Linked DNA regions of Homo sapiens: region 1 is linked to region 2. Evidence: read pairs that join two places in POLR2A ChIA-PET (ENCODE). Cell type or tissue: GM12878. All regions are shown on one strand. Links, peaks and the distances in the headings refer to the core of each region. The heading gives the core; the rest is flanking DNA.

Evidence for each region. ChIA-PET counts read pairs that join two places held together with the same protein. Peaks named below come from ENCODE experiments on the same cell type or tissue, not always from the same donor. Only the 100,000 strongest peaks of a DNase experiment are listed, where the experiment ranks them.
Region 1: POLR2A ChIA-PET joins it to region 2 with 11 read pairs; 3 of 35 experiments call an interaction of 5 or more read pairs at or near these places.

Annotation. Positions count from the first base shown.
Region 1 is chr1:160,836,896-160,839,804 of GRCh38, forward strand. It overlaps CD244 (CD244 molecule), which reads right to left. Exons shown (of 9, transcript NM_016382.4): 4 at 2,044-2,154; 5 at 1,556-1,623. Among named protein-coding and RNA genes, the nearest start is that of CD244, 25 kb to the right of the region's middle. RefSeq lists enhancers at 317-831, 835-964. In GM12878, for the core only: a CTCF peak has its summit at 776 (motif pointing right); DNase peaks (open chromatin) are centred at 826 and 1,236; H3K27ac peaks cover 1,121 bases.
Region 2 is chr1:160,970,580-160,973,488 of GRCh38, forward strand. No RefSeq gene overlaps it. Among named protein-coding and RNA genes, the nearest start is that of ITLN2, 17 kb to the left of the region's middle. In GM12878, for the core only: no CTCF peak of the experiment used is centred there; a DNase peak (open chromatin) is centred at 1,242.

The DNA.
Region 1 (2,909 bases), core at 174-2,673, 130 kb before region 2:
GCAAGCAAAATTCCTGGAAGCAAGAAGAAGCTAAGAGAAGCAGAGAACTGTCAGCTGTCCTTAGAGGCTGGGGAGTCATGGGCATCTGACAATGTCAATAACTTCATTTGTGTTTTAAAATACTGCAGGAGTTTGTTGCTTTTCTCTCCCGTCCAGACCCGTGTGAAGTGTTTCTAGAAAGATTAGAGCTGGGTCTCAAAGTGAGACCACATGAAACTTGAGATTTAGGCCTTCAAATTGGAGCCCTGAGACAATAGGGAGAGGCCAGAGAGGGCTGAGGCCAGGCAGGGAGGAGCTCTTGAGTCGGAAGAAGTAAGCTAATAGGCCTGAATCCCAAAGAGGTTTCCTTTGCTCTAAGTTGTTTTTCCTCCTGTGGTCTCCTAATCTCAAGTCATCTTCTTTTTGGAAAAATAGATTATTTTTAGCAAGCACCCGGGCATCACTGGCTGTGGGTAGATTCACATGCTTTCAGGAATTTGTACCAGAGTCTGGTAGCAGTGAGAGAAACAAAGTCCCCTTTTATTATTCACATTCCAATAGCCACTGCTTTATTTTTCACATTCCCATAGCCACTGCTGGGGCAAAAATAAATAAATAAATAAAGATAAAAATAAAAAAACAGGCATGGGGAGCTGCTCTAACAGCCTCTGAACCCAGAGGCATCTGGGAGAGGATGCTTGCCTGCTCTGCGAGGCTGCACAGGGCCTCACGTATGTGGCCAGCACGGAAGAGCCCCACCACATGTGCTTCCTGCGTGCTGCTGGGTCTCCACAGCAAAGCGCCAGGGGGCAGTGGAAAGAAGGCACTTCCGCCCCACTTCACCCACCCTGCCCCACTTCCTGCCAGCAGTTTGGTAGGCTCCATCAGAGCTTTTCCCCTGGGCCTGTCACCACATCTGCCCTAAGCGAGACACAGCAGTGGGGGCATCTGCAGGCCCTCTGCAATTTCCTCCTCTTCTAATTCTTGGATGACAGGCAGAGTTGGCCCCTGCCTGCTGCGAAGAGCAGGCGAGAGGCTCCTGGAGGAGCCTACTCAGGCTGGTGGGCTTTGTGCCAGGCTGGTTACTCTCTCTAGTACCTCAGCCACACTCAGGCCTCTTCTTCCAAAAGGCTGTGAATGCAGCCTATTGAGCCAGCTACAAAACTATTATGCTTTGGCTGGTCACACTTCCCAGCCTGTGTCACCATTAAGGGACTCATGAATGTAAGCCCTGACTCATTAGGAAAAAGAATTTGTGGTCAGACAACAAATACCACAGCAGCACTCTGCCTCTGTCATTGATTTCTGTTGTGCTCCATCCCTTCTCAGCAGGTGCAATTCTGCACCAAGATGCCCCTTCAGCCTCCCTTTCATCTCCTCTGCTCCTTTTGTTTCCTCTTTTCCTCCATCACCAGAACTAGGAAGCAGGTGGAGAAAAGATAGATGGGGAAGGGCTGAGGGTCACATCAAAAGGACAGTCGTTCAGTCCTTTTTGTCCCTCTGCTCTGAATAACCATCATTGAAAGAGCATTTTCCAAGCCAGCTGAGAGAGACCCCAGCCTCCGGGATGACATACGTGATTTCTCCTGGTTTTCAGATCCTTGACATCTTCGTAAATTGTCAAAAATTCCTTGGGACTGGTCTCTGAGGGAGGAAGAAAACAAAGAGCAGAGCTGCAGAAACCTCCAGAAGGGCTTTTGCTTCTAACAGGTCCCACCTCTACCCCAAATGGCCAAACCTTAAAAAAGGTTCTAGAAAGGAGGCAAGTTAATGCTCTTCCCAGGAACCCCAAAGAGCACAGAGGCAGCAACCGAACTGCCCCTCCCACACCTCCTCCCAAACCAGCTGTCTACAGGGAAATCTGCGCATTGGGATCAGAAGGCATGAACTGGGAGAGAGAGCCTAGCAACCTGCTTGCCCCCCGCCACCACGCACACAAACATACCAAAGCTCGTTGAGGAAAAGGAGATGCTGTGCTCCCAGACACATCCCACTGGACGCAGGACAAAGTCACAGGATCCAAGGCCTCAGGCAGGAGCACCACCCTAAGGACCTTCCACTCACCTGACTGCTTCTCCTTCCTCTTTCTCCTCCACACACAGAAGCAGGCAAGGGTGCCAAGGAACAGTGCGCTTAGAATCACGATGATCACCAAAAACGGCCAAAATCTGAATTCTGAGGAATACAGAAGGCGTGAGAACTGAGCTGTCAGCTCGCTCTCTTCTTCCTTCCCACCTGCCTGCTGCAGGGGCTGCCTCAAAACCCACTTTTCTCTGTGTTGTGGCTGATTGCCTCGTGCTCTGAGAACTCACGGTCAAGGTTTTCTCTTTGCTCATTTGGTTAACCTCCTCTGAGTGATGCCAAGAGCATAGATATATCAGACAGGCCTGGCTCAAATTCTAACCCTGTGAGCTCTGCACTATTTATTTAACCTCTCTGGGCCTCTCAAGTCATCTTATTTTTGGAAGATGCCTCAGAGCCTCTTAGATTTTCTCACCTGTAAAAGGGGATAACGTTATCTACCTATAGGGGTTAATTACATGATCTAATACAGTTGCCCTCCAAAGTTTTGAGTTCCACAATGTGGATTCAATGAATTGTGGATCCAGAATATTCAGGGAAAAAAAATGCATGTGTATTGAATATGTAGAGGCCTTTTTCCTTGTCATTATTCCCTAAACAATACAGTATAACAACTATTTAAATAGCATTTACATTGTATCAGGCATTATAACTAATTTAGAGGTGACTTAAGTAAGGTATACAGAAGGATGTGTGCATAGGTTATATGCAAAAACTGCACCTGTTTATGCCAGGGACTTAAACATTCGTGGATCTTGGCATCTGTGGTTGCGAGGTGGGTCCTGGAACTAATTCGTCATGGATACTGAGGGACATGTAGCACAACAAATGTTACATTTATCCATTCC
Region 2 (2,909 bases), core at 229-2,728:
GAAAAGGGGCTTGGCCAGGGACACTAGAGCAGTGCCCTCTAAAGCACAGGACCCAAATCAGGTGCCCTTTTTGTCTGGGCCTAAGAATAGTACTACCACTGGCTGGGTGCAGTGTCTCACGCCTGTAATCCCAGCACTTTGGGAGGCCGAAGTGGGAGAATCACGAGGTCAGGAGATTGAGACCATCCTGGCTAACACGGTGAAACCCCGTCTCTACTAAAAATACAAAAAAAATTTAGCCTGGTGTGGTGGCGGGCTCCTGTAGTCCCAGCTACTCAGGAGGCTGAGGCAGGAGAAAGGCGTGAACCCAGGAGGCAGAGCTTGCAGTGAGCCGAGATTGCGCCACTGCACGCCAGCCTGGGCCACAGAGCAAGACCGTCTCAAAAAAAAAAAAAAAAAAAAGAATAGTACTGACCACCAGTTCAAGCTATGAGTTGGAAGGCTCAGGTTCAAATCCTGTTGGTTCTGCTTCCCACATATCACTTAAAGTCTTAAACCTTCCCCTCTTGGCTGGGCTCGGTGGCTCACGCCTGTAATCCCAGCACTTTGGGAGGGCGAGGTGGGCGGACCACTTGAGGTCAAGAGATAGAGACCATCCTGGCCAACATGGTGAAACCCCGTCTCTATTAAAAATATAAAAAATTAGCTGGGCATGGTGGCACATGCCTGTAGTCCCAGCTACTCAGGAGACTGAGACAGGAGAATCGCTTGAACCCGGGTGGTGGAGGTTGCAGTGAGCCAAGATCCCGCCACTGCACTCAGTTCACTGCAACCTCTGACTCCCTGGTTCAAGCGATTCTCTTGCCTCAGCCTCCTGAGTAGATGGGACTACAGGCACGCGCCACCACACCCAGGGAATTTTTGTATTTTTAGTAGAGACCCTGTGTCACCATGTTGGCCAGGATGGTCTCGATCCCCTGACCACGTGATCCAACCACTTCGGCTTCCCTCAGTGCTGGTATTACAGGCATGAGCCAGGGCACCTGGCCAAGTTGTGTTAAAATATAGGTTTTTATGATAATTTAGGTATGGAAAGATAAATAGATCAGGAGACAACTGCAGTTTGAAAGATAGAGTGTCATACTCACAGTTCCCAAGGGAAGGGGCCATGCCACGCAAATGGCAGGAGGCAGAGCTACATGGGAAACACCGGGGTGAGTCAGGAGGCAGTGAAAGCAAGGGGGGAAAGTGGGCTAGAGCCTTTATTGTGGTTTTCACAAGAAGAAAGGAATAGGCAAGGGAGGGTGAGCAAGTTTAGGCCTGGCTAGTTTGAATAATTTCATCAGGCTCTGGGGCACAGGGGCTGTCCCTCGTTGTCTGGTATCTGGCACTGGATGATTAGGGCAGATGCATAGCAACCCAGAATACGAGCCTCGCTGGAGGAGTTGGTTGCATGGGCTCTGGATTGGTCGTTTTGCATATGAAAGGCATGCTCACAGGCAAGTTGTTTGCTATCTCTAAGAATCAGCCAAACCTAGGAGAGATTGTCTGTCCAGGGTCAGCAAGGTTTAAGGTGAAGATGTCAAAGTATCAGAAAATAAAAGGAATGGCTAATACAGCCTCACCCCCATAGACTGAGGTAGACACACCCTAAATATATTTCCATCACCAGATTTATTAAACTCCATTGTAAGAATTGTTTTGTTGGTCTTTTCCTGTTGGACTTAATTCTGCTGGATAGGGATTTTGTCTCCTTCATCTTTGTGCTCTCAGTTCAGAGTACAGTGTCTAGCCCAGAGCTTCTGAGCTCATGTATCATAGCACCCTGGTATGGCATAAACAGGTTACAGGTGTCCCGGGAGATGCTGATGATTGTAAATTTTTTATAGTGATACAGAATCTAAAATTGTGTTTTCATAGGCATTTAGATTTTTACTCCAGTTAAAATTATATTTAAACATTATTTGTGTGGCTCTTTCTGTATACTTAAATTCAGTTCTTATTATCTTGGCAAAAGACTTTAGGCATAACACCCACCATCCGAGAGTGTTCTCTATGGGCTACACCAAAGAGCATGTGCCCTGGAAATACCAGGCAAAGAGTATCCTCCTGTGTGTCCCATGATGCAAAGGCTTGGGAGCTCTAGTCTAGCAGGATTCAAAAAAGGGATGTTAATTAAATCAAATAAGATTGCATAAATGAATTGATGAGTGTAATCAAAGTACTTGTTTTGCCTCTTACATACTGCAAAACACTAGCCTCTCTAACCCTTGACTTTCAAGCTACAAAGAGAGAATAATGCTTATCTTATAGGACTATGAAGATAAACAAGGAATGTTATAAGTGAAAATTTAGATAAAAAGCATTATGCAAATCTAATTATTACCACATTTGGCGTGAACCTACTGATAATTCTTCAACTTTGCCAGTCTGCCATAGATCCTGCTCTCATTAGCAAATTATTCTTCAAACTCTTTTCTACCTCAAATCCCTCTTCAAATTAAAAAAAACTTCGCGGCATCCCTTTGCCTACTCAGCCACAAGAACCTTCAACTACCTGGCTGCAACTTCCCTCTGTTCTCTGTGACAGGTCCTGGGGAGAATCCAGGGCCAACCTGGCAGGTACACCAACCACCAGGGGTGTAAAGTCCCAGGACCAAGCTGTATTAGGCAAAAGTTCACCCAGAGAAGTCGGAAGCAACAGTATAAAGGGGCAACAGATGAGGCAAGGAGCCAAACTGTAGAGCTGTAGGAGCATCAATGTCAGGGTTAGAGGCAAAGTAAGGACATAAGTCATGTGTTTTCATCAAGATGGGCTCTGTGCAGCCGGGCACGATGGCTCACACCTGTTATCCTAGCACTTTGGGAGGCCGGGGCAAGTGGATCACCTGATGTCGGGAGTTCGAGACCAGCCTGACCAATATAGAGAAACCCGTCTCATCTAAAAATACAAAATTAGCTGGGCATGG